Regions from separate parts of the Homo sapiens genome. Here region 2 is linked to region 1. Evidence: read pairs that join two places in POLR2A ChIA-PET (ENCODE). Cell type or tissue: MCF 10A. All regions are shown on one strand. Links, peaks and the distances in the headings refer to the core of each region. The heading gives the core; the rest is flanking DNA.

The links. Peaks named below come from ENCODE experiments on the same cell type or tissue, not always from the same donor. Only the 100,000 strongest peaks of a DNase experiment are listed, where the experiment ranks them.
Region 2: POLR2A ChIA-PET joins it to region 1 with 10 read pairs; 17 of 35 experiments call an interaction of 5 or more read pairs at or near these places.

The regions. Positions count from the first base shown.
Region 1 is chr17:42,568,211-42,579,301 of GRCh38, forward strand. It overlaps PSMC3IP (PSMC3 interacting protein), which reads right to left and starts at 9,519. Exons shown (of 8, transcript NM_016556.4): 1 at 9,443-9,519; 2 at 9,251-9,351; 3 at 9,003-9,092; 4 at 5,889-6,000; 5 at 5,268-5,413; 6 at 5,101-5,154; 7 at 4,897-4,956; 8 at 4,100-4,814. The coding sequence starts at 9,476. The coding sequence ends at 4,758. It overlaps MLX (MAX dimerization protein MLX), which reads left to right. Exons shown (of 8, transcript NM_198204.2): 3 at 260-349; 4 at 627-733; 5 at 994-1,093; 6 at 1,297-1,396; 7 at 1,772-1,973; 8 at 3,337-4,993. The coding sequence ends at 3,393. RefSeq lists a silencer at 9,431-9,480 and an enhancer at 9,781-9,870. In MCF 10A, for the core only: CTCF peaks have their summits at 9,606 and 10,370; DNase peaks (open chromatin) are centred at 9,571 and 10,391.
Region 2 is chr17:42,758,034-42,774,790 of GRCh38, forward strand. It overlaps VPS25 (vacuolar protein sorting 25 homolog), which reads left to right and starts at 15,416. Exons shown (of 6, transcript NM_032353.4): 1 at 15,416-15,495; 2 at 15,700-15,845; 3 at 16,613-16,666. The coding sequence starts at 15,443. RAMP2 (receptor activity modifying protein 2) reads left to right here and starts at 3,194. Exons shown (of 4, transcript NM_005854.3): 1 at 3,194-3,325; 2 at 3,801-3,866; 3 at 4,322-4,430; 4 at 4,564-5,008. The coding sequence starts at 3,229. The coding sequence ends at 4,819. It overlaps RAMP2-AS1 (RAMP2 antisense RNA 1), which reads right to left and starts at 3,224. Exons shown (of 6, transcript NR_024462.1): 1 at 2,847-3,224; 2 at 2,602-2,678; 3 at 2,393-2,480; 4 at 1,706-1,847. RefSeq lists a silencer at 3,308-3,397 and enhancers at 15,308-15,507, 15,591-16,138. In MCF 10A, for the core only: no CTCF peak of the experiment used is centred there; a DNase peak (open chromatin) is centred at 15,378.

The DNA of each region.
Region 1 (11,091 bases), core at 8,499-10,998:
AAATTAGCCGGGCGTGGTGGCGGGCGCCTGTAGTCCCAGCTACTCGGGAGGCTGAGGCAGGAGAATGGCGTGAACCTGGGAGGCGGAGCTTGCAGTGAGCCGAGATCGCGCCACTGCACTCTAGCCTGGGCGACTGAGCGAGACTCTGTCTAAAAAAAAAATAAATAAATAAAAGAAAGCCATTGTGTCCTACAGGTGTCTGAGGGTCTGGCAATGTTCCCCACCCCACCCCTTAGTGATTGGGGCCTCTCTTTTCCAGGGCTTTTTGTAGAAAGCACCCGCAAGGGGAGTGTAGTGTCCAGAGCTAATAGCATCGGTTCCACCAGTGCCTCTTCTGTCCCCAACACAGGTAGGCAGTAACATCCCCCCCGACCTCGGGGGGCTCAGATATGTCATAATTGTAGTACCTTTCCTAGACAGGGAAGCCCCAGCCATCCACACAGGGGTGCTGGAGCCAAAGTATCAGACACAAGGTCTCACCATCTTTCACCTCATCTGGAACATTAGGTGGTTCTGTCCATCTGCCTTCTCTGGACACCAGGTTCTTCCCAGCTGGGGAAAGGTGGGCTAGCTGGACCCCACTGGGCCCCAAGATGACCTTTCCCTGCCCCCATCTCTGAGCGTAGATGATGAGGACAGTGATTACCACCAGGAGGCCTACAAGGAGTCCTACAAAGACCGGCGGCGGCGCGCACACACTCAGGCTGAGCAGAAGAGGAGGGACGCCATCAAGGTGAACAGGGAGGCCTGTGCCTCAGCCAGTGCGGGAGGGCCCTGCATAGTTTAGCTTCCCTGTGCCCTGACCCACTCAGACAGTCCCAGGCACCCTAGGGGGTGGGCAGGTAGTATAGTCCCAGGCACAAACACCTCCCTTGCAGCCTTCCCACCCCATTGAGTTTGTGAGCATAGAACTTGGTGTCATGGAGGAACTTTGTGCCATTTTGCTTTAATCTCTCAGGGTTAAAGAACCCATTTCCCCTGCTGTTTCCACAGAGAGGCTATGATGACCTTCAGACCATCGTCCCCACTTGCCAGCAGCAGGACTTCTCCATTGGCTCCCAAAAGCTCAGCAAAGCCATCGTTCTACAAAAGAGTATGGCTAGGGAAAGCACTGGAGGGGATGGAGCCAAGCGGGGCTGTGAAGAGGCCAGTGCCTCCTACCCACCCATGGCTCGGCCTTGGTGTGGTGATTGCCATGGGATAGTTGGGGTCTGGGGTAAGGGGAACAAAGTCAGCCTTATCTTCTTGGTTGAGAATACTTCTGTACCTGTCCTTTTTTTCTTGCCCCCACCCTAGCCATTGACTACATTCAGTTTTTGCACAAGGAGAAGAAAAAGCAGGAGGAGGAGGTGTCCACGTTACGCAAGGATGTCACCGCCCTAAAGATCATGAAAGTGTAAGAGGGGTGCTGAATGGGGGGAACCAGAACTTCTGAGGCAACTTCATTGCACACCCTCCCTTGTTCAAAGGCCACATCAGTTACTGCTGTACAGATAATACTCTTAGTTCCTGAGCTAGCCAGTAGGACTGTGTATCCCCAACTGTCCTTACACATGGCAGACACTCAGGAAATGCCTGTTGGATTAATGTAAGGAAGGTTGGAGAGAGAGGGCCACCTTTCCTGACCTGGAAGCAGTATCTCCCTGATACTGAACCCCACCCAGAAGCTCTCTGGGGCTGCCATTCCTGGGAGTACACAGGATAGTCCCGTCATTCTTCTTGGGTGGGCGGAGCTGCTGCAGCACCTCAGCCCTGGCCTGCATGCTTTTAGGAACTATGAGCAGATTGTGAAGGCACACCAGGACAACCCCCATGAAGGGGAGGACCAGGTCTCTGACCAGGTCAAGTTCAACGTGTTTCAAGGCATCATGGATTCCCTGTTCCAGTCCTTCAATGCCTCCATCTCAGTGGCCAGCTTCCAGGAGCTGTCAGCGTGTGTCTTCAGCTGGATCGAGGAGCACTGTAAGCCTCAGGTATGGGGCAACAATAGGCACAGGGTCTGCGGTTTTCTCTACCATCAAGCAAAGTGGCCCAAGCCATCAGCTGTTGAGAAAAGCGTGGCAGCTGCTTTTAGATCTTAAGGGCGTTTCTACAGCTTTGAGGGCCCTGGTATTTTCCCTTTTCTTTGCTGTCTAACCCACATCTTCATGTTACGGTTTCATTCGGCAAGTGTGACGTGAGCTCAATGTGAAGTCCAGCTCTTGGCTTTTGTCTAGCCCATGTTATCGCTGCCCCTGTATGGAAGCCCCAGGCATCTGCAGCAGAATTGGAAACGCAAATTCTGGGACCCTACCTTTAGGCCCCCTAAAGTAGTTGCCCCAAGAGCTTTTTAAAAATTTATTTATAATGGAGATGTGCTAATGGTATTGCACTAAGTCTTCTAATTGAAGTCTGGTTGCTTTTTCTGAGGTTTTAAACTTGTGTCTGAGATTTCTTGTTTGTTTCTCAACATTTTTTTTTTTGAGACGGGAGTCTCGTTCTGTCGCCCAGGCTGGAGTGCAGTGGCACAATCTCGGCTCACTGCAACCTCCGCCTCCCGGGTTCACGCCATTCTCCTGCCTCAGCCTCCCGAGTAGCTGGGACTACAGGCGTGTGCCACCATACCTGGCCAATTTTTTGTATTTTTTAGTAAGACGGGGTTTCACCGTGTTAGCCAGGATGGTCTCGATCTCCTGACCTTGTGATCCACCCGCCTCGGCCTCCCAAAGTGCTGGGATTACAGGCATGAGCCACTGTGCCTGGCCTCGTTTCCCAACATTTTTATTGTGAAACACATTAAACATATTGCGATGTTGAGAGGAGTTCACAGTGAACACTCGTATACCCGCTCCCTAAATTTTACCGAAACATTTTACTATATTTCCATCTCTCCATCTTGCTTCAGGAGCACCTCAAATTAAACTGCAGACATCAGTACTTCCTGGGGGCTTTTTTTTTTTTTTTTTGAGACGGAGTCTCACTCTGTCACCAAGGCTGGAGTGCAGTGGTGTGATGTCAGCTCACTGCAACTTCCACCTCCTGGGTTCAGGCGATTCTCATACCTCAGCCTCCTGTGTAGCTGGGATTACAGGCATGTGCCACCACACCTAATTTTTGTATTTTTAGTAGAGACGGGGTTTCACTATGTTGGCCAGGCTGGTCTTGAAATTCAGGTGATCCACCCGCCTTGGCCTCCCGAAGTGCTGGGATTATAGGCGTGAGCCACCACACCTGGCCCCCGGGGGGCTATTTTTAAAGCACTTTTCTAAAGTACATGGCTGATCTAGGCAGGCATCTTGGAAACTACTCTGCGTTGACTTGGGCATTGTCTATTTCTTCCTCTGCTGCCCTCGCCAGACCCTGCGGGAGATTGTGATTGGCGTCCTGCACCAATTGAAAAACCAGCTTTACTGACCGGTTCTTGGAAACCTGGAGAACAGCCAACAAGAGGCCCTTGAATCTCTACGTGGCCACTGAACTGCTGGGCCCGGGAGACTGGACTACAACACCTCACACTGGTCAGCTGGTTTCTACTTGGTGTTTGGTTTTTCCCAGCCCCATTTTATCTTCAGCGGAGCCGCGGTGTTTGTTTTGTGAAAGCTTCTGATTAATTTATTATATTGACGATAAAACTCAAACCTACCCAGCCTTCCCCCCACTCCATGGAAGTCCTTGGGATGGGCGTCTGCTCTGGACACCCCAAAGAGCTCCTGCCCTCTCAGCCCTTTATTCAAGCCTCAGATTTCTGCTCATGATCTACATAGATTTGGAAACTGTTTTCCTCTGTTTTGGTCTCTTGGGCAACATTTTTGGCCCAAGTTTGGGCAACATTTGGCCCAAGTTTGGGCATTTTGGCAGTAGCTGTATGGGAGAAAAAGAGTAAGAGGAAATATTCCCACAGCCATGAAGGGTGAAAGGGCACCTTGTGCCTAGACTAGGGCTGCCTGGTCAGTCCCAGGTGAGGCCAAGGGCTTTCTGGCCATCTCAGGGAGGGGCCACCAGGTTCCTCCCCTCACCCCATATTCCATCACCTTCCTCCTCTGCTCTGGGTGGTAAGGGAAGCCCTCCCGGTTCCCACAGGCTATGATGCTGCATGGCAGAGGCAGGTATAACACAGCACTACATATTGGAAATTTTTTATTTTTCTAAATACCAATGCAGTTTTGCTACGGTTACAATTTTGAAATATTAACTGAGCCTCAAAATCACCCTTTCTGTCAAGCATATCTTGGCCTCTCCCATGTCTCAGTGTTGCCTGCATTTCTCCCAGGACTTGGGGGTGGGGTGAAAAGCGTACAAAAGATACTTAAAAGGGCTCCTGGGGTACACAAGCCCAGCAGGTCCTGAGTGAAGCCGTGGGCCCTCCAAATGCTCGTTTTATAGCAACCTCTCTCTACCCTAGTTCTCCAAATTCACTTCTGCCTTCCTCAGGTTTGATATCTGGCAGGTTTGACTATCCAGAGGAAATTAAATATTTTTATATAAAATTAAATTATAATAAATATTGCCAAATGCTTTCCTTTAGCATTGTTCCAAGTCTAAATGTTAACCTCAAGCTACTGCAATTTAGACAATGAAATGGGCTGGGTCTACCCCCAGCCACCAGCCCTCATCCTCTCTACCCAGTGCTCTGGTTTATGCTTGTCTCCTGACTGCTCTGCTTAAAGGTGAAAGTAGCAGGAACAACAACAAAAGCCAACCAAAAACAAGGTAGCCAGTGCAAGACATCTCACTCTTCTGACATCCTGCAGTCCCCACCAGTCCTGACCGTGGGCCCCTCAGGGGTCTGGGAGTGTGACGTTGTAATCTTCATCCGTCTCTATCCCAACTTCCTCCTGTGAGACAGGGAGACAAGTGAATGAGATGTCACCAGGATAAGACCACAGGGAAGCAAAGAAGGAAGAGAGCTCCACTTACAAAGAACTGCTTCTTGCTCTTGGGGTATCCTTCAAGTATTGCATCAGACAGCTCTGTAGCCTGACAAGAAATAAAACCACCCGTTTTCAGATGGGCAGCACTGGGCACTGCCTGTCAGTTTATGATATTGTGTAGCGGCTGATCTGGTGCCTGCCATTTTCAAAGGCACCTCCAGGGCCTGTCTCGGAGCTCCCACACACTTACCATCCTCTTCCTCTTCCTCCACTCCTTACAGTACTTCTGCCTCTCTCTGTACACCTAGAAGGAAAAAGCAAGTTCCTCTAACTCCTCAGAACCACAGCAGCCCTCTGGGGCTCAGCCCTGATGTTCACTCTGGACCTGCACAGCGGTCCTACAGCCTTCCAGCTCACCTGCTCTTTCTCTTCTGGAGTCACATGATTGGTAGCTGCTTTAATGTTCTTCAATCTCTCTCTGTAGCCAGCGCATTCCTTCTTTAACTCCTGGATTTCTTTCTGCATCTCTGGTGTGGTCAGGGCACTAGATAATTCCTTGAGCTCTGAAACCACATCCGCCTGGGGTCACTTGCTACCCCTGAGGAAGGAGTTCTGTCTTTCCCAGTGGGTGCTCCCTGAGGTGTTCCACCTTGCTCTGGATCTATCATCTCACATGGAAACTAAGCCATACAGGATTATTTATTCTTCTAATTTTCTTTCCTCCTCCATCTACAAGTGGCGTGGGTGTGAGGTTGAACACTTACTTAGGCGTAGCCAGTTAAAGAAGCAGGAATAAAGGGAAACGTGGGGACAGTGTACTGATAATCGTGGCAGGGAGAACAAATGCGTATCTTGTCCATTTGTTGGTACACAAAAGCCGTTAGTTATCCTACATTTCTTTTTATGCCTAAGGGAGCCCAGCAAAGGGGTCTTAGCTGCAACAAGATGCTGCAGTCATTGAACCATTCATTTAGTAATTCCTGACCTCTAGAATGAACCTAAGCCTATGGGCACTTTGGAGGGGCTACCCAGTCCTACCAGCCTCCATGTAGCGGCAGCTCTGCTGCAAGCTCTGCACCTTAGCAGTGAGGGCCACGATTTTGCCATCTAGGACTTGAAGGTCAGCATCACTCACCATGTCAAACTGGTCCTGCCAGACAAAGAGGGAAAATACAAGTGAACTGTTGTGAGGCACAAAGATGGGAACACACACCTGGGAAGGCACCATTTGGATATGCTCAGGAACCAGCCACACCCCAAAGTCTCCAGAGGGTCTGCAGAAATAGTGGGAGAGTACTTTTGAGAAATTGTTTTCAGTTAAGGAGCGGCCCCACTAAAAAGGTAGGAAAGAAAAGCTGAAATCTAATGCTTGTCCTTAAGCTACTAGGTTGACAGGATACTGATTAGGACAGAAATCTTCCCATTTAGTGATAAAACCACTACCTGGGCTGAAGCAGTTAAGTAACATTGTTCCCACGGTGGGGAAACCTAGATCATGGGTTTCCATAATAGATAGAAACTGGACAGGTGAAGAAGCATGATGGATGGGATGGATGGACTTCTTTTCTTCTTCCTTCCTGTCCTTTCTTCCCATCCTTCTTTCCACCTTCCTCTCTCCCTCCTTCCTTCCTTCCTTTTTCCTCCCTCCCTCCCTCCTTCCCCCTCCCTTTCCCTCTCTCTTTCTCTCTCTTTCTCCCTCCCTTCCCTCTTTTCCTCTCTTTCTTTCTCTGTCACCCAGGCCAGAGTGCAGTGGTGCAATCTTGGCTGACTGCAACCTCCGCCTCCTGGCTTCAAGCGATTCTCATGCCTCAGCCTCCTAAGTAGCTGGGATTACAGGCGCGCACCACCAAGCGCAGCTAATTTTTGTATTTTTAGTAGAGAAGGGGTTTCACCACGTTGCCCAGGCTGGTCTCAAACTCCTGGGCTCAAGTGATCCATCCGCCTCAGCCTCCCAAAGTGCTGGGATTACATGCATGAGCCACTATGCTGGGTCTTGGGATCCATGTAGATAAGGGATTCCAGTAAGTCTGAGGAGCTTCTCTCATGAGGGGCCATTGCTAGAAAAGAACTGCACTGGGGATCAGTGTGGGGGTGGGGGAGGTCACATCAGTTGGTGATGGGGAGCAGGTTGAAAAAGTATGCCAGCCAGTGCAGTCTGGACTCTACACTTGGGCAAGGTGAACCTATAGGGCAGAGGCCAGCAAACTATGGCCAGCAAGCCAAATCCTGCCAGATGCATGTTTTTGAAAACAAAATTTTATTGAAACAGCCCCACCCGTTCATTTACATAGTCTACAGCTGCTTCTGTTCTACAGTGGCAGAGGTGAGTAGTTGTGGCAGTTGTACAGCCAGCCATGACAAGAGATACATATGGCCCACAAATCCTAAAAATACTGTCTGGCCATTTGCAGAAAAAGTTTGCCAAACCCTCCTTTAGAGAATTATCTTTAGATGAGTAACACAATGCAGCCTGTTTTAGGAAAGTCAGCCTTAAAAGTGGTTTGGTTCAGTTTAACGAGTAATATCTGCTGGATGTTAGATACTGCGGAGGTGCTGATCAGATAAAAATGAATTGAGAAATGGGGTCTGCCCTAGAGGAACTTCAGTTGAATAAAGGAGACAAGTAAAAATTGTAATACAGCATGCCTCAAAAGAGGTAAGGGCCAGGCTGGGCACAGTGGCTCATGCCTGTAATCCCAGCACTTTGGGAGGCCGAGGCGGGTGGATCACGAGGTCAGGAGATCAAGACCATCCTGGCTAACACGATGAAACCCCATCTCTACTAAAAATACCAAAAAAAAAAAAAAAAAAAAATTAGGCTTCGTGGCGGGTGCCTGTAGTCCCAGCTACTCTGGGAGGCTGAGGCGGGGGAATGGCGTGAACCCAGGAGGTGGAGCTTATAGTGAGCCGAGATTGTGCCACTGCACTCCAGCCTGGGTGACAGAGCGAGACTCCGTCTCAACAACAACAACAACAACAATAACAAAAAGAGATAAGGGCCTGAAAAAGAAACAATTAGCTCGGAGCATTCAAGGAAGATTTCTGGAAAAGGTGATGTCTAAGTGAAATCCTCAAGGAAAGAAAGAGCTGGCCAGGAAGAGAAGCAGGTACAGGGAAGACAACATGCAAAGGACAGAGCAGTAAAACACACCAGAATTATCTAGTGTTCGTGGATAGAAAAATAATGAGGATTGGTGAGGCCAGAGGCTGGCTGGGGCGTCTTCCGGTGCCTTTTACATGTTTTTTGCAGCACTAGAGAGCCATTGAAGAGTTTTAAATAGGGAAGGTGCATGACCAGATCTATTTAGACAGATCATTCTGACTGCAATGTTTAAGAGTTTAAGATATGTTTGAAGAGCCAAGATCTGTTAGGAGGATACTGCAACAAATAAAGAGGGCGTGAACTAGAGCAACCATGGCAGATGGAAAGGAGAGTGGATTCAAGAATGGAAAAATTAGCCAGGCTCTGTGGTTCACGCCTGTCCTCCCAGCACTTTGGGAGGCCAAGACAGGAGGATCACTTGAGCCCAGGAGTTGGGACCAACCTGGGCAGCACAGTAAGACCCATCTCTATAAAAATTAAAAAAATAAATAAAAACGGAAAAATCAGCTGGACTTGATGGTTGACTAGTAAAGGAAGTCAAGAATTGCTCCCAATTTCTGGTTTGGGTGAAGAGTAATTCCATTAGGGGAGGAGAATGTTAGAAAGAAACCAGTCCGGGGTGGGGGGAAGATGAGGCATTCTACTGTGGCAATTTTGACTCTGATATTAATGCCTGACAGATTCCAGCTGGAGGTCTGGGCTGGAGAATATAAATTTGATATGTGTGTTTAGAGAATCGGATGGAGGCAGGAGGAACATCATTTGGCAGAGGGTGTTGCTAATGTAGATGATAAGGAATAAGAGCTTTGGAGCGGAAATGGATCTTGGTAGCAACAATACAGAATCTTCTGTCATCCATCATATTGTAAATCTGGAAACCTCGTGAAGTTGGGATCCTAACAAGAGGAGTACACACCTTGATTTAAGGATGGTGGCCTAAGACAGGTGAGTTTTCCATGGGGGGCCTTGTCCCCAAAGAGTTCACACCAGGAGTAGATTCACCCGTTGTCGGGCTCTCATGGGTGACAATCGGCGCAAGTTCTCCTCACCTGATCCGCAAAATAGATCTTCTGCTTGCCGTACATCTTCTCTTTGATCTTGCCTTGTTGCGCCAGCTGCTCCAGCGTCTTCACCACCACCTGGCAGAGGAGAGAGAAGGAGCAATCAGAGGAGTCTGAGCCTGGGTCTGGGGAAATCCAGCCAGTGATGTGGAAAACGCCCAAGGCTCCAAAGGGCACGACCCCAGCCTGAATCCAGGGAGTCCGACGGAGAGGGAATCCCGGGAGAAGGTCCTCACCGCCTTGCCCAGTCCGTGTTCCCGCTGTAGGTTCCCGAACACATCCTGGGAGCTGTAGGGCCGGTTCTGCTCCTGCAGGTACCTCAGGAGGATCCCGGCGGCTACGGAGAGAAAGGCAGGGGAGGGGGCCACTCAACCGACCTCCTCACCCACTGCCCTCCCGGGTCTTCCCCGCGCCCACGGCGCCGTTACCTCCCGCCGCAGCTTCTGCCCGGCCTTTACTCATCGCCTTTCCCGCCACCCAACTCAGAAAGCCGGACGTTGTAGTTGCTCGGGGCGACGGCTCCTTCCGGCGACGGGGGCGGGCCTCGAACGGTGATTGGCTGAAGGGGAAGCCTTCCGGAGGAGCAAAGCGACCCCTCCCGGACTCCATAGTTCATTTCAGGTCGGAACTTGCGCATTCGGGCCGGACCTCAAGCCATGGGCCTCTGCGAAGGCGCCGGCGTGCCCACGGCTAAGAAACTTCCTCTTTCTGCTCCCGGGAACGAAGGCTGTAGCAGAGAAGGCCTTCAAGTTTCGAGACCCAGTTCCAGCCGCAGCTGAGCACTGGTGACCTTGAATTAAGTCTAATGTTGGGATTGGAAGACGCTTCAGACATCCGCTGCCGCCCTGGGCAAGCGACCAGCTCAAGGTTACCCCACAGGGACGTGCTCTGGTCCCACGGTCCAGTGCTCTTTTGTCGGTTAGTTTTGTCATTTGTAAAATAGGAACAGTAGATAGTGGTAGGAAAGTGGTTGTGAAAACTTAATAGAAAGCTAAGCGCCTTGGTCGGGCGCAGTGGCATGTCACCCCTGCAATTCTATCACTTTGGGAGGCTGAGGCGGGCGGATCGTTTGAGCCCAGGAATTCGAAACCAGTCTGGGCAATATGAAACCCCATCTCTGCAAATAAAGTACAAAAAATTAAGAGTGGTGGCGCGCTTCTGTGGTCCCAGCTACTCTGGAGGCTGAGGTGGGAGGGTCACCAGAGCCCCGGACATCGAGGCTGCAGTGAGCCACTATGAGCGCGCCACTGCACCCCATCCTGGCGACAGAGCGAGACGCAGTCTCGAACAAAAAAAAAAAAAGTGGGAAGGGGGGACAGCTAAGCGCCTTGGAGAGCAACCACCCTTATTTGCCTAATACCGAGCTTCGCACCCAGGGGGCACTCGACACCTACTGTAGTTTGGACGCCAAGGAACGATAGGGTTAGGAGGGGGCTACTGTTCAACCACAAAGCTTGTGGAAAAGTTTGTTAGCCCAGACAATCTCAGGGCAACACCTGGCAGGTGCTTTCCACCCCTGACCACAGTGGCCAATGGGACAGAGCCTGAAATAAATATTTCTAGTTTCTGAGGTGAGCTGAAGGCCAAAGAGCAGCTGTCCCTGCAGCTCAGACCATCCAGTGAAGGAGTAAGGTGCTACTTTTTAAAGCCTTCTGCTACCTACAACCTCCTTAGCCTTTAAAACGTGTGCTTGTCTCTGCACGTTTAGGAGACAATATTAAGAATTAGAAATGAAAGGGCCGAGCGCGGTGGCTCACGCCTGCAATCCCAGCACTTTGGGAGGCCAGGGCGGGCGGATCACGAGGTCAGGAGATCGAGACCATCCTGGCTAACACTGTGAAACCCCATCTCTACTAAAAATACAAAAAATTAGCCAGGCGTGCTGGTGGGCGCCTGTAGTCCAAGCTACTCAGGAGGCTGAGGCAGGAGAATGGCGTGAACCCGGGAGGCGGAGCTTGCAGTGAGAGATCGCACCACTGCACTCCAGCCTGGGCGACAGACCAAGACTCCGTCTCAGGAAAAAAAAAGAAATTAGAAATGAAGGAAATACAGGCTAAATACTAGCCAAGAGTGCCAG
Region 2 (16,757 bases), core at 14,258-16,757, 200 kb after region 1:
CAGGAGGCTGAGGCAGTAGAATCACCTGAACCTGGGAAGCGGAGGTTGCAGTGAGCCAAGATGGCGCCACTGCACTCCAGCCTGGGCAACAGAGCAAGACTCCATCTCAAGAAAAAAAAAAGTCACTGAATAATAGGAGTATCAAATCCCATTTATGCTTTCCTTTAAAAAAATCCAGAATATGTGGGAAATGAGATATGAGTGGGGATACAAAGTTTTCTGGGTTAAATATTTTGCAACAAGTATATACTTACATATTACTTGCAATTTAAAAACTGTATTTTTTAATAGCAAAAGCAGAAAGGGGCTTAGAAAGGGAATGTGAGGGCCCTCAGGAGTGGAAAACAGGGGACTTCCCATGACGAAACTAGCTTCTGTTCCTAATACGGCCCTTCCTCTACCCATTGCTACAGATCATCAGATCGTGGGACTATCTCCTATGGCTACATGGAAAAGAAAGGTGAGGTCTCCTGTCCCTATTCATCTCCAAAGACCCCCAAAGTAAACCCTCAGTTACCCGGATGCTCTCAGAGGTCGATAAAAACATTCAAACATCCAACTGGCATGGAAAAGTGGAAGAGGAAAATCAAAACGAGAGAAAATTCCCAGATTCTCCAATTAGACAGTTTGGACACCTGAGCTCAGGAATGACTACAATAAGTTCTCCTTTGGAGGTCTCAACATCATGATGCAAACTTAACCCCAACCCTAGGCTAAAAATAAAACTTCCCAAGGGCCAGGTGCAGTGGTTCATGCCTGGAATCCCAACACTTTAAGAGACTGATGCAGGAAGATTGCTTGAAGCCAGGAGTTCGAGACCAGCCTCGGCAAAAAAGCAAGACCCCCATATCTACAAAAAATATGCCTGCTGTCCTAGCTACTTGGGAGACTGAACCAGGAGGATCTCTTGAGCCTAGAAGCTCAAGACTGCAGCATGCCATGATTCTTCCACCGCACTCCAATGTGGGCAACAGAGTGAGCCCCTGTTCCTAAAAAGTAAAGTAAGATAAAAATAAAATAGGAACTTCCTACCAAGTTACCTATATTTTCTTTTTTGATCTTAAGGCCATTTTACATATGAAAATCTTGAGCTCCAGAGATGTGAAATAACCTGCTCAAGTTACTTGCAGTAAGACAGAGGCAGAACCTACCTTCAGAATCCTCATCAGTTTTTTTCTTTCATCCGTTATGATTATCCATTATCATTATGCCATATTGTCCTTTTTTTTTTTTTTTGAGATAGGGCACAATCACAGCTCTCTGCAGCCTCAACCTCTGGGGCTCAAGTGATCCTCCTGCCTCAGCCTCCCGAGTAGCTGGGACTACAGGTGCACACCACTATGCCAGGCTAATTTTTTAAAAATTTTTTTATAGTTTTTTTTTTGTAGAGACAGGGTTTCACTATGTTGCCCAGGCTCTATTTTAAATCTAACATTTGCTTTTGTCCCCTTTAATCTTGACCCCAACCCCAGTCCTAACCCATAGTGGGCTCATGTGCTTCTGGCCCCAACCCAGTGAAAATGGCTTGTTTTGCTTTCTGCACCTCCTTGCTCCTTCCTCCCATCTTATCACTCAGAAATCTCCCATGCTTCCTTCTTGAAAGGAGCAATCCTAGGCAGGCAGGAAGGACTAGATTTGGTCCCAGCCTGAAATGTCTCAGAGACTGCATGGCTCTTTTCTGCATCATTGTAGAAATGATCCTTACCAGGAGGACTTTGGAGTTCACGTCAAGCAGGCCATTGACTCTCTCCCACTGGATTCTTTGCAAAAGCAGCCTCTTGACCATAGAGGAGGACAACAGGTTATCCGTGCCCATGATCCAAGAGCTTGAGATCCTGAGATGAAGACTTCAGGAGAGATCAGGACAGATAATTTGTGGTGGGCAGGAATCAGTAAACTGGGACAACAGCAGCAGCTGAGTCCAAGGGTCAGTGTCTGGGAGTAATTTAGGAAAGTTTGGTGCTGACAGCTGTGTCTGGGACTTGAACGTCATGGCCAAACCAGCTCCTGGGCTCCTCAGCTGCTTCAGACTAATGAACCTCTGGCCCAGGACACAAGAAGCAGCTGTGGTGTGGCTGAAGTCAGGACCCCCGGAGGCCCAGACTCAGCCTTGCTGCTTCCTTAACAGTGTGACCTTAGATAAGTCACTTAGGAAAAGAGGAAAGGAAACTAGCATTTAGCGAGTGCAGTGCCCTTTCACAGCTGCCATCATACAGTGAGGAGGGGAATGTCCCTATTTCACATGAGAAGTCCTGAAGGTAAACGTGTCATTCAAGGCTCTATAGCTGGGGAGTAAGAAGACAGAATTAGAACCCAGAGCTTCTGAATTCAAATCCCGGGCTGTTGGCCCTGAGCTTTAGCTTCTCGGTCTGTAAAATGGTGTTACACTCACCTGGCACATGAAGTCGCACACTGAAGGTTCTAAAACCCCTCCATTCTTTCTCCCAACCGTGGTCCTGAAGAGCTGTGGCACCTTCTTCCTGGGAACGTAGTCATCGTATTTTGCCCTCCCCACAACAGGTTTGTGGGGTCTAGGCCCCAGGAGGTGTCTGAAGGGAAGGTATTTGGACTTTGCTTTCCCCTCTACCCCACTCCCCAGACCTTCTCCCGACTCCAGAGGGCTGGCTCCCGCTTCTCCTCCCTGGTTTTGGCTGGCGGACTGACATCAGCTGGTATTCCTAGGGATAGGATAAGGAACCCTGAGCTGCATGGCTCAGCTCCAGGCGCCCCTTCCCCCACAACCCAGGACAGCCCCTTAGAAGCAGCGGCGTCGAGAGGCCGCTGGAGCTCCCAGCCCCCTCCCTCTTCTCCACGTCTGGGAGAGCAGCTTGCCGACCCCTCCAGACCCGAAAGAGAGAGGGGGCGACTCGAATTCGGGGAGCGATCCTGGGAGACCCTGGAGAGTCCTGGGCGCCACGCAGCCGAGCCCCCGAAATAGATCCCGGTTCCGGGGTTCCGGGAGCTGTCCAGCCTCGCGGGGTGAGCTACGAGAGGGTGGGCCAACGCCGGCGAGGCGGAGGGAGCCGCGGGCGCCAGGCGCGGGTGAGGCAGCGACTCCCCCTCCAGCCGCGGGCCCCGAGCGTCGCCCCCGCCCCCCACGTGGCCGCCGCCGTCCCAGCCCCTCCGAGGAAGCGGCGCGGCTTCCTGCAGCTTGGGCTGGGGATATAGGCGCCCCCACACCCGGGCCCGGCTCAGCGCCGCCGCCGCTCCTCGCCTCCTTGCTGCACGATGGCCTCGCTCCGGGTGGAGCGCGCCGGCGGCCCGCGTCTCCCTAGGACCCGAGTCGGGCGGCCGGCAGCGCTCCGCCTCCTCCTCCTGCTGGGCGGTGAGCGCGGCGCCCCGAGGCCCGGGCGGGAGGCGCGAGAGGCCCCGGAGGGGAGAGGGGAGAGGGGAGAGGGGCTGGATGGCCGAGGCCGGAACGGGCCCTGGGGTGCGGGTTAGGACCGACGTACCTAGCAGCACTGGCCCTCGGACGGTCCCTGACCCCACCTCGGGGCGGGCGCAGCATGAGCTGCTTCCCACCCAGGGAAAGCTGGGGTGCTGGCCCCGGCCCCTCGAAGAGGGCTTAGGAGGACGGAAGCTGGCCAGAGATGAGGGGGCTTTGGGCCTGGGTGTGAGTGACAAGGAGCTGGTGCCAGCCCCTCCCTCCCCGGCACTGAGGCGTCCGTGGGGGCTAGATTATTCCTCCTTTTCTTCCAAGGTAGCCTATTTTCGGAGGGTCTCAGTCCCCCAACCCCCCTCGCAGGCTCCACTGCCGGGGTCCCCGCTATGTTACCCTCCTCTCCCGTTTCTTCCCACAGCTGTCCTGAATCCCCACGAGGCCCTGGCTCAGCCTCTTCCCACCACAGGCACACCAGGGTCAGAAGGTGGGTACCCAGGGTGTGGAAGGGTGGCCGAGGGTAAGGACGAGAGCAAGTTCAGTGGGGAGGGTTCCTTTCCCACGAGGCCTGCCCAACCCCAGCTGATGCCCCACTACACTCCCCTCTGTTCTTTCTTGGGGTTCCTCGTGGTCTTTCTCCCTGTCCTCCTACAAAGCCCCTGCACGGCTCTGAGCTGCCCACCTCACAAGTGGGCGAGAAGACCCCAGGAAAAGGTGTACGTGGAAGTTCTTATCAGGCTGGGATGGAAAGTGCTTAGCACATGGAAGTCATTATAGGATTCCTGAGCTGGGACTCTGTCCTCAGCCAGAATGTTTTGCTAGGGAAACTTTCTGAAGGGTTCCCACGTTTGAAGACAGGCAGTTCACCTTGCAAGCACCTGGGCAGGAGGGTTTGTAGGGAGGGGTAGGGGTGTGGTCATTGTGTAGCATCTGTACCTACAGGGGGGACGGTGAAGAACTATGAGACAGCTGTCCAATTTTGCTGGAATCATTATAAGGATCAAATGGATCCTATCGAAAAGGATTGGTGCGACTGGGCCATGATTAGCAGGTAGGGGCAGTGATGGAGGGTGGCTCAGGCCAGGGGGTGGACCTGCTCATTGCAGGTAGACCCTGAGTGAGAGTGGGGCACTCTTCTCCCTGGGTCCACCCCCTCTCTCACTCAAGTCCTCTTCTGCCCCTAGGCCTTATAGCACCCTGCGAGATTGCCTGGAGCACTTTGCAGAGTTGTTTGACCTGGGCTTCCCCAATCCCTTGGCAGAGAGGATCATCTTTGAGACTCACCAGATCCACTTTGCCAACTGCTCCCTGGTGCAGCCCACCTTCTCTGACCCCCCAGAGGATGTACTCCTGGCCATGATCATAGCCCCCATCTGCCTCATCCCCTTCCTCATCACTCTTGTAGTATGGAGGAGTAAAGACAGTGAGGCCCAGGCCTAGGGGGCCACGAGCTTCTCAACAACCATGTTACTCCACTTCCCCACCCCCACCAGGCCTCCCTCCTCCCCTCCTACTCCCTTTTCTCACTCTCATCCCCACCACAGATCCCTGGATTGCTGGGAATGGAAGCCAGGTGGGGTCATGGCACAAGTTCTGTAATCTTCAAAATAAAACTTTTTTTTTGTACAATGTCCTTCTCCCCATTTCAGTGGAACCTGTGTCCTTCCCTGCCACTGCCACAGGCCCTCAGCCCTGGGTAGTAGAACTGGAAAAATCTGGATGGCCCATTGTTCTGTTCATTTCACCTGCCCCCCTGCTCCCTGCCTCCATGAAGGTCACACCCCTATATTCTTTCCTCCCAGGCGGGCCTTTCCTGCCTATATCCAAACTCGGCTCCAGGAAACAAGCAGGAAGAGACTCCCTTCCGGTCTGGACAGCAGCTGGGGGCCTGCAACTGGGGAGGTGTGGGGGAAGGGGCAAGGGAGGAATCTCTGCTTGTGACTCCTGCAAGAGGAGCAGGAGGCTGCCCAGGAGCCCTGACTATTCCTCTTCTTCATGCTTCAGTTTACTCACAGGGCCTGGGAAGAGGAACCCTGACTGAGCAACAGGAATCCATTCCTAAGGCCCTCACAATTGAGGGAGAAAGCAGTGGGGGCTTCCTTTACTAGGTTCACCACCCCTCTCCATGTCCCTTGCCCTCATCCTACATTGTCCTGGACTGGGTGTGGCCTGCAGCCTAGCAACACACTGCCCCCTGGTGTCCACTAAAGCCAGCAACCAGAAGACGTATCTGATCTGGAAGAAGCTCAAGGCTGAGGAGCACTGGACCCTGGGGTCAGAAAACTGCCATCTCTACAGCAATCACTAGTTCCTTGTTTGTTTGTTTGTTTGTTTGTTTGTTGAAACAAGGTCTCATTCTGTCACCCAGGCTGGAGTTCAGTGGCACAAACATGGCTCACTGCAGCCTCGACCTCCTGGGCTCAAGGATCCTCCCATCTCAGACTTCCAAGTAGCTGGGACCACAGGCGTGAGCCACCATGCCCAGCTAATTTTTTTTTTTTTTTTTTTTTTTTGAGATGGAGTCTTGCTCCGTCACCCAGGCTGGAGGGCAGTGGCATGCTCTCGGCTAACTGCAAACTCTGCCTCCTGGTTCATGCCATTCTCCTGCCTCAGCCTCCAGAGTAGTTGGGACTACAGGTGCTCGCCACCACGCCCGGCTAATTTTTTGTATTTTTGGTAGAGACAGGGTTTCACTGTGTTATCCAGGATGATCTCGATCTCCTGACCTCATGATCCACCCACCTCGGCCTCCCAAAGTGCTGGGATTACAGGCACGAGCCACCACACCCGGCCTAATTTTTTTTTTAAGTTTTTTTATACAGATGGGGTCTCACCGTGTTGCCCAGGCTAGTCTTGAACTCCTGGCCTCAAGTGCTCCTCCCCAGTCAGTCTCCCAAAGTGCTGGGATTACAAGCATGAGCCTGCTGTGCCTGCACAACCACTAGTTCTTAGCTGGACCCCGCTATCAGCTTCCTGAGACAAACAACACTCTCTTCAGATACCTTCCTACTTTCTAGGATCATACCCAGCCCCTCTCTACAAGTCACCATTGCTGTATATGAACACACCTATATGTTCCCTGGATAGTGAGGCCCATTTCTTACCAGGTAACCTACACCTTCAACTCTCCATCAGACACAACTGCCAGGTCTCCAAAAATATCTCCAAAACAACTTTATTCTCCATGGATACATCTGTTTACTCCTTGTGGCACCCCGAGCCTCTTTAGGGACTTTCCTTCTTGTTGAAATATCTGCCTTCTTGAGTACATGCATGTCCATTTCTTGGGGTATCCTGCCTTTTCCATATATGCTTGTATGATTCCTGGAACATGCCTATTCATTCTCTGAGACACACATCTCTCAGGGTGCATCTGTTTTTCTAGGCACACATATGTTCCCTAAAAATATTTTGAGTTTTCTGACCGGGCGCGGTGGCTGACACCTGTAATCCCAGCACTTTGGGATGCCAAGGCTGGTGGATCACCTGAAGTCAGGAATTCGAGACCAGCCTAACCAATATGGTGAAACCCGTCTCTATTAAAAATACAAAAATTAGCCAGGCGTTGGGGTGTGTGTTTGTAGTCCCACTACTTAGGAGGCTGAGATAGGAGAATTGCTTGAACCTGGGAGGCAGAGGTTGCAGTGGGCCAAAGATCGCTCCATTGCACTCCAGCCTGGGTGACAGAGCGAGATTCTGTCTCAAAAAAAAGTATATATATTTTGAGTTTTCACCTGAAATACAGGTTTCCTTAATTTCCATGAATGCATCTGTCTTCCCTAAAGGTATATCTACTCCCTTTGTAGCATGTATTTGCCTTCATGCATTTTATTAATATACATCAAGGACCTGCTGGTATAAAACACTGTGTGTGCCGGGCACAGTGGCTCACGCACTCCCAGCACTTTGGGAGTGTAATCCCAGCACTTTGAGAGGCTGAGGCGGGTAGATCACAAGATCAGGAGTTCAAGACCAGCCTGACCAAGACAGTGAAACCCCATCTCTACTAAAAATACAAAACTTAGCCAGTTGCAGTGACAGGCGCCTGTAATCCCAGCTACTCGGGAGGCTGAGGCAGGAGAATTGCTTGAACCTGGGTGGCAGACGTTGTGGTGAGCCAAGATCACGCCACTGCACTCCAGCCTGGGTGACAGAGTGAGACTCCATCTCAAAAACAAAACAAAACAAAACAAAAAAGACACTGTGTGGTGTATTATGTTGGAAAGATAGGTTAGATAGAGTCTGGTTTTCTGCCCTCAGTGGCTTTCATCTAGTGAGAAAGTTGACGTGTACAAATTAACAAACCAAAACAAAAGTGTAATGAGAATCATGCTAGGGATACAAACCAAATGTTATCTGAGTGTGAGGGAAAAAGGGATCACATCTGGCTGAGAAGATCACAAGGGGTGTGATCACAGGAGGGTGACTGCAGAGTTGGTAGATGACTAGGCCATAGCTGGAGTACGTTCTTCTAGGGGAGAGAGTAGAAAGGGAGGTGAATTAGGAAATTATTGCAATAATCCAGACCTGAGAAAATGAGGACATGGGGCAAAGGAGTGTTGAATGGGGTAATGGAAAATAATTATAAAGTAGAGGATAGGATTAAAAACGGGAGGAAGAGGCCAGATGTGGTGGCTCATACCTGTAATCCCAGCGCTTTGGGAGACTGAGGTGGGAGGATCACCTGAGGCCAGGAGTTCAAGACTAGTCAGGGTAGCATAGTGAGACCATGTCTCTACAAAAAAAAAAAAAAAACACAGGCAGGGCGAGGTGGCTCATGCCTGTAATCCCAGCACTTTGGAAGGTTGAGGTGGGTGGATCACTTGAGGTCAGGAATTTGAGACCAACATGGCGAAACACCATCTCTTTTTTTTTTTTTTTTTTTGAGACACAGCATTGCTCTGTCGCTCAGGCCAAAGTACAGTGGTGCAATTTTGGCTCACTGCAACCTCTGCCTCCCTGGTTCAAGCGATTCCTGTGACTCAGCCTCCCAAGTAGCTAGCACTACAGGCATGTGCCACCATGCCCAGCTAACTGTTATATTTGGAGTAGAGACGGGAGATTTCACCATGTTGAGTTGACCAGGCTGGTCTCGAACTCCTGAGCTTAGGTGATCCACCTGCCTCGGCCTCTCAAAATGCTGGGATTACAGGCGTGTGCCACTGCGCCCAGCCCGAAACTCCATCTCTACTGAAAATACAAAATTAGGCCAGATGCGGTGGCTCACGCCTGTAGTCCCAGTACTTCGGGAGGCTGAGATGGGCAGATCACCTAAGCTCAGGGGTTCGAGAACAGCCTGGCCAACATAGTGAAACCCTATCTCTACTAAAAATACAAAAACTAGCTGGGCGTTGTGGTGCATGCCTGTAATCTCAGCTACTCCGGAGGCTAAGGCAGGAGAATCGCTTGAACCTGGGAGGCAGAGGCTGCAGTGAGCTGAGAACGCAACATTACACTCCAGCCTGGGCAACAGAGCGAAACTCTGTCTCAAAAAAAAAAAAAAAAAAAAAAAAAGCTGGCACAGTGGCTCACGCCTGTAATCCCAGCACTACTTTGGGAGGCCAAGGTGGGTGGATCCACGAGGTAAGGGGATTGAGACCATCCTGGCTAACACAGTGAAACCCCATCTGTACTAAAAATACAAAAAATTAGCCGGGTGTGGTGGCACGCGCCTGTAGTCCCAGCTACTCAGGAGACTGAGGCAGGAGAATCGCTTGAACCCAGGAGGCAGAGGTTGCAGTTGCGCCACTGCACTCCAACCTGGCGACAGAGTGAGACCCCGTCTAAAAAAAAAAAAAAAAGCTGGGTATGGTGGCATGCACCTGTAGTCACAGCTACTCAGGAGGCTGAGGCAGGAGAATCACTTGAACCTGGGAGGCGGAGGTTGCAATGAGCCAAGATCGTGCCACTGCACTCCAGCCTGGGCAACAGAGTGAGACTCTGTCTCAAAAACAAACAAACAAACAAACAAACAAATAAGAACTCAGCTGGATGTAGTGGCACATGTCTGTAGTTCCAGCTACTTGGGAGGCTGAGTGGGGAGGATCAGGGATTCAAGGTTATGGTGAGGTATGATTGGGCCACTGCACTCCACCACTGGCAACCCTGTCTCTAAAAAAAATAAAAAAAATACCAACAGACCCTTGATGTATATTCATGAAATGCATGAAGGCAAATACATGCCATGAAGGGAGTAGATATATCTTTAGGGAAAACAGATGCATTCATGGAAATAAAGCAAACCTTTATTTCAGGTGAAAACTCAAAATATCTTTAGGGCATATTGTCCACTTCCCCATTCAACACTCCTTTGCTCCATGTCCTCATTTTCTCAAGCCTAGATTATTGCAATAATTTCCTAATTCACCTCCCTTTCTACTCTCTCCCCTAGGGAGGAAATTAGCAGGACTTGGATAAAACAGGAGGGAGAGGCCAGGGCTGAGGGAGAGGAGAGGTTAGGGGTGACTCAGGCTTTGGACTTGAGTTACTAGGACAATTATGGCAGTAATAATAGAAAAGAGCCATTGAGGAGGAAGAACTGTCCTGAAGAAAAGAATGTACAATTATAAGGTAACAGTGGAACAAGCTGTTATGTTCCACAGAGAGTTAGAAATGGGGGGATGGGAGTGGAAAGAGGTTGGGTCTGGAAATATAGGTGTGGGAGTCTCCTGCACGGAAGTGCGCCGTAACGCCATTAGATAGATGAGAACTCTAAGACAGAATGGTTCATTGAAAAGAGGAAGGCTGGCCGGGAGCAGTGGCTCGTGCCTGTAATCTCAGCACTTTGGGAAGCCAAGGCGTGCGCAGATTACCTGAGGTCAGGAGTTCAAGACCAGCCTGGCCAACATGATGAAACCCTGTCTCTACCACAAATACAAAAATTAGCCAGGCATGTTGGTGTGCGCCTATAATCCCAGTTTCTAGAGAGGCTGAGGCAGGAGAATTGCTTGAACCTGGGAGGCAGAGGTTGCAGTGAGCCAAGATCATGCCACTGCACTCCAGCCTGGGCAACAGAGCGAGACTTGGTCTCAAAAAAAAAAAAAAGAAAAAGAAAAGAAAAGAAGAAGGCTGAGTTACACTCTTAGGAAACATCACACTTAAAGAATGAGAAAAGGGCTGGGTGCAGTGGTTTATGCCTATAATCCCAGCACTAGGAGGCTGAGGCAGGAGGATTGATTGAGTTTAGGAGTTCGAGACCAGCCTGGGTAACATGGCAAAAACCCATCTCTACAAAAATTTTAAAAGTTAGCCGGGTGTGGTGGTGCATGCCTGTAGTCCCAGCTACTCAAAAGGCTGAGATGGGAAGATCGCTTGAGCCTGGGAGGTCGGGCTACAGTGAACCAAGATCACACCACTGCACTCTCCAGCCTGGGCAACAGAGTAAGACCCTGTCTCAAAAAAACAAATAAATAGGCTGGGCGTGGTGGGGTCACGCCTGTAATCTCAGCACTTTAAGAGGTCAAGGCAGGCGGATCACGAGGTCAGGAGATTGAGACCATCCTGGCTAACACAGTGAAACCCCATCTCTACTAAAAATTCAAAAAATTAGCCGGGCGTGGTGGCGGGCGCCTGTAGTCTGGAGAGCTAATGGAGAGGCTGAGGCAGGAGAATCGCTTGAATCCGGGAGGTGGAGGTTGCAGTGAGCCAAGATCATGCCACTGCACTCCAGCCTGGGCGACAGAGCAAGTCTCCATCTCAAAAATAAATAAACAAATAAGAGGGACAGAGGGAAGATCAGAGATGTAATAGCAGAACAAGAATAAAGGAGTGTCAAAGGCCAGCCATGGTGGCTCACGTCTGTAATCCCAGCACTTTGGGAGGCCGAGGCAGGCGGATCACCTGAGGTCAGGAGTTCGAGACCAGCCTGGCCAACATGGTGATACCCTGTCTCTACTAAAAAATACAAAAATTAGCCAGGCGTGGTGCGGTGCCTGTAATCTCAGTTACTCAAGAGGCTGTGACAGGGAGAATTGCTTGAACCCGGGAGGCAGAGGTTACAGTGAGCCAAGATCACACCACTGCACTCCAGCCTGGGCGAAAGAGCGAGACTCCACCTCAAAAAAAAAAAAAAAAAAAAAAAAAAAAGGCTGGGCCGGTGGCTCACGCCTGTAATCCCAGCACTTTGGGTGGCCAAGGCAGGCGGATCACCTGAGATTGGGAGTTTGAGACCAGCCTGACCAACATGGAGAAACCCCGTCTCTACTAAAAATATAAAATTAGCTGGGTGTGATGGCACATGCCTGTAATCCCAGCTACTCGGGAGGTTGAGGCAGGAGAATTGCTTGAACCCAGGAGGCGGAGGTTGCAGTGAGCTGAGATCTTGCCATTGCACTCCAGCCTGGGCAATGAGAGCAAAACTCAATCTCAAAAAAAAGGAGTGCCATAAAGTCAACGGAAATAGTGAGCTTTGAGAAGGTATTATCAACTGAATGGTTCATTCATTCATCCATTTAACAAATATTTGTTGGTCATTCTGTGGACTAAGTACAGTGCACAGTGTTTTTACTTATTTTTTTTTAATTTCTTTTTTTTTGAGACGGAGTCTCGCTCTGTCACCCAGGCTGGAGTGCAGTGGCGCGATTAAGCTCCCTGCAACCTCAGCCTCCTGTGTTCCAGCAATTCTCCAGCCTGAGCCTCCCGAGTAGCTGGGATTACAGGCGTGCACCACCATGCCTGGCTAATTTTTTGTATTTTTTGTAGAGACGAGGTTTCACCATGTTGGCCAGGCTGGTCTTGAACTCCTGACCTCAAGTGATCCGCCCACCTCGGCCTCCCACAGTGCTGAGATTACAGGCGTGAGCCACTGCAGCTGGCCTTTTCTTTTTTTTTCTTTTACCCAGAAACTAAGGTCACAGGAACTGTGCGCGTGAAGGATTTGGGTGAGGGAAAGGTTGGAAATCAGACAGAAAATTGAGATCAGATGATGACAAGGTCAAGGTTTGTACTTATTTATTTATTTATTTATTTGATACAGAGTCTCGTTCTGTCTCCCAGGCTGGAGTGCAGTGGTGTGATCTAGGCACTGCAACTTCTACCTTTTGGGTTTAAGCAATTCTTGTGCCTCAGCCTCCTGTATAGCTGGGATTACAGGCATGTGCACCAACACATCCAGCTAATTTTTGTATTTTTAGTAAAGACAGGGTTTCACCATGTTGCCCAGGCTGCTCTCCAACTCCTGATCTCAAGTGATCCGCCCGCCTCAGCTTCCCAAAGTGCTGGGATTACAAGTGTGAGCCACCACGCCCAGCCTGTACTTTTTTTTTTTCTTTAAGAGAAAGGGTCTTGCTCTGTCATCCAGGCTGGAGTGCAGTGGTGCGATCATACCACACTGCAGCCTCAAACTCCTGGGGTCAAATAATCCTCCTGTCTCAGCCTCCCAAAGTGTAGGGACTACAGGCATGTGTCACCATGCCTGGCTAATTTTTAAAATTTTTTGTATAGATGGAGTCTTGCTATGATACCAAGGGATGTAAATATCATTATTATTGGGCCAGGTGCAGTGGCTCACGCCTGTAATCCCAGCACTTTGGGAGGCCGAGGCGGGTGGATCACGAGGTCAGGAATTCGATACCAGCCTGGCCAAGATGGTGAAACTCCATCTCTAGTAAAAATACAAAAATTAGCCAGGTGTGGTGACGCATGCCTGTAGTCCCAGCTACTTGGGAGGCTGAGGCAGAATTGCTTGAACCTGGGAAGCAGTGGTTACGGTGAGCCGAGATCGCGCCATTGCACTCCAGCCTTGGTGACAAGAGCGAAACTCCGTCTAAAAAATATATATATATAATTATTATGATTATTTTTTGAGATGGAGTTTTGCTCTTGTCGCCCAGGCTGGAGTGCAATGGCGCGATCTCGCGTCACCGCAACCTCCGCCTCCCGGGTTCAAGCGATTCTCCTGCCTCTGCCTCCCAAGTAGCTGGGATTACAGGTGCCCACCACCACGCCCGGCTATTTTTTTGTATTTTTTAGTAGAGACGGGGTTTCACCATGCTGGCCAGGCTGATCTTGAACAACTCCTGACTTCACGTGATCCACCTGCCTCGGCCTCCCAAAGTGCTGAGATTACAGGCATGAGCCACCAAGCCTGGCCAAGGGTTTACATATTTTTAATTAAGGAAGACCTGTGCATATTTATAGTATATGGGAGAGGAGCTAAGGGCAAGGGCGAGAGGGAAGATGATAGAGAAGTCCTGGAGGAAGTTGAAAAGGGGAGGCAAGAACATATGCCAAAGGGTGCAACACTTCTTCTGAGTCCAAAAGGAAGGAGTAGGCTGGATGCGGTTGGTAATCCCAGCACTTTGGGAGGCCGAGGTGGGCGGATCACTTGAGGTCAGGAGTTTGAGACCAGCCTGACCAACATGGTGAAACCCCGTCTCTACTAAAAATACAAAAATTAGCTGGGTGTGGTAGCTCATGCCTGTAATCCCAGCTTCTAGGGAGGCTGAGGCAGGAGAATCGCTTGAACCAGGGAGGCAGAGGTTGCAGTGAGCTGAGATCAAGCCACTGCACTCCAACCCGGCAACAGTGCAAGACTCCGTCTCAAAAAAAAAAAAAAAAAAAAAAAAAGAAGGAGTAAAAGTGGAGAGAAATTTTTGAGCGATGAATCAAGTATAGAGACAGACAGAGGGAAAACTTAAAGGGTTCACATGCATGGCCTCAATCTCATAAAGCAGGAATGAAAGGCGTTCTGCAGAGAGCAGAGACATGGGGACAGGTGGAGTGCCTTGATGAATGTGGAAAAGTTTGAATAGTTATCTTGAGGGTGACGGAGTCAATAAAAGACAAAGGATCACAGAGCTGCCCTTAGAGCCCGGTAGTGAGGCTAGTCAGGGAATCTAGGGCTTGGCAAACATGTTCTGGTTATTTTTCTTCCAGCAATACTCCAGAGCCCAGGAGTGAAAAAAAGAGGTGGGGGAAATGGAGCAACGATCATTGGTTTGGGAACTGACCTGTAGGTAGGTAGGTAGGTAAGGGGACAGAATTGAGTAGTTTAGGCTGGGTAAGGAGTCTGATAAAACCAAAAGGGGTCCTAGGTCTTGAGACAAGAAAGGCGAGGTCATGGCAGAGGTGAGAGATGGGTGGTTGTGGTCAAAGCCTGCAGCTCTGAATCATGGAAGTAGGGCTGTCTCTAGTGATTCAAGCTACAAAGTGTGCTCCCATGGGTGCTGCAGGAGCCTGAGGAATGGTGAAGTCAAAGGAAATTGGAGGGCCGGGTTGGTCACCTGTTATCCCTTTGGGAGGCTGAGGTCTGGAGATCGCTTGAGCCCAGGAGTTTGAGACCAACCTGGGCCAACATAGTGAGTGCCCATCTCTAGAAAATATTAGCCGGGTTGCTGGGAGCGTTAACTCACTCCTGTAGTCCCAGCACTTTGGGAGGTCGAGGCAGGAGGATCACTTGAGCCCAGGAGTTTGGTGAGACGCCCATCTGTACCAAAACAACAACAAAATGTATTTAATAACTGGGTGCGGTGGTGTGCACCTGTAGTCCCAGCTACTCAGGAGGCTGAAGCCGGACGGTCGCCAGATCTCAGGAGGTAGAGGCTGCAGTGAGCTGTGATTGTGCCACTGTATTCCAGCCTGGGCAACAAAGGGAGACCTTTCTCAAAAATAAATAAACAGATAAATAAATAAAAAATTAAAAATAAAACAAAGGACATTGGAATTGAGCTTGGGTAATTGTGAGTTGATCAAATTAAATGGCAATTCACAGAAATGTTAATATTAAAAGAAGCCTAGTATAGAGGAAACAAAGGTAGGCTGGGATCTGGAGATCTGGGCTTTATTTGCCGTTCTACTTCAGCAACAAAAATTCGCCGCTTTGGGGAAGACATGACCTTTCTCTGGGGTTGAACCAGAAGACTTCCCAGGACTCTTCCTGCTCCAAAAGATAGGGCTTTTTAGGATAACAGCGAGGGACTGGGTCATGACGAGGACTCCTCCTGCCGGTCTCTCTCTTTCCAGAAAGGCTTCCGGAACCTTTCTGCATTGCCTTCTGCCCGGACGTGCGGAAGCGAAGGCCGGAAGTCCTTAGCCGGTAGCTTCCGGGTTTCCTGGGCTACTACGATGGCGATGAGTTTCGAGTGGCCGTGGCAGTATCGCTTCCCACCCTTCTTTACGTGAGGCTCAGACCCCAAGAAGCACCGCTGTGCCTCCCTCCCCTCCCCCGGACCCTGGGCTCAGCCCTGATGCTTCATATGGGGAGGGGGAGAAAAGACCCGTCGGCCAACACCCTCAGTCCCTTACTTTCTTCCTGAAATGCGTCCCGGGCAAGTGCTGCCTCCCGCCCTCTAATTCTGCGCCCCACTCCCTTCACCCGGCAGGTTACAACCGAATGTGGACACTCGGCAGAAGCAGCTGGCCGCCTGGTGCTCGCTGGTCCTGTCCTTCTGCCGCCTGCACAAACAGTCCAGCATGACGGTGATGGAAGCTCAGGAGAGCCCGCTCTTCAACAACGTCAAGCTACAGCGTATCCTCCCTCAGGCTCTTCCACAGCCCATACACATGCACTTCTGCGCTTTCACACATGCCCAGACGCCCCCCCGCGCCAGCCCCCTTTTACCCATGGTAGGCAGATTCCCACCCAAACTGGACTTAAAGAGTGAAAATGTGTAGCTGACATTTTCCCCTGGCAAATGCAGTACCATACCCTCTTGTTCTTGGCAGTGATGACTGCTCGGATGTCATTAAGGTCTTAGAATTTCTGCCCTGAAGCCAAGTTCCAAGTTTTTTAACCTAAACCCTTTTGACTATTTGTATCTTCCATCCTTTTCTGTGTGAGGCCCAGACTTGGGTAACTACCTTTAATTATTTTCTCTGCCCCCCTCCTGCCAGGAAGTAAGGGTCATTTGTTTTTGCTGCCTGATTCATCCCTAAAATATCTGTGGAGAAAGGCTGAAGGAAGGCAACAGACAGAGGGTGAGGAATGACAGTACCTTTCATTTTCTAAAGCTTCTTTCTTTCTTTTTTTTTTTTTTTTTTGGAGACAGGGTCTTCCTCTCTTGCTCAGGCTGGAATGCAGTGGCACAATCACATAAAGCTCCTTTTAATTGGAAGAGTTTCTCTTTACCTTCCTCCTTTGAATATCCAGGAAATGCCAATTCATATCATGTTGGGAAATTGCACACATATGTGTGTGGGAGAGGAAGGGGCAGGTGTTTCTCAACATGGGACTGGCTCTGAAAATTTTTATCCTACCCAACTCATGTGTATGCCGTTCCCTTAACCTTAAACCAGGAAAGCTTCCTGTGGAGTCGATCCAGATTGTATTAGAGGAACTGAGGAAGAAAGGTGGGTTCAGTTCCCCAGATTCCTTATTTTTCTTCCTAGTTGGGTTTTCCTGAGGGCAAATTAGGATAAGTCTTTTTCCCTTTAATAACTT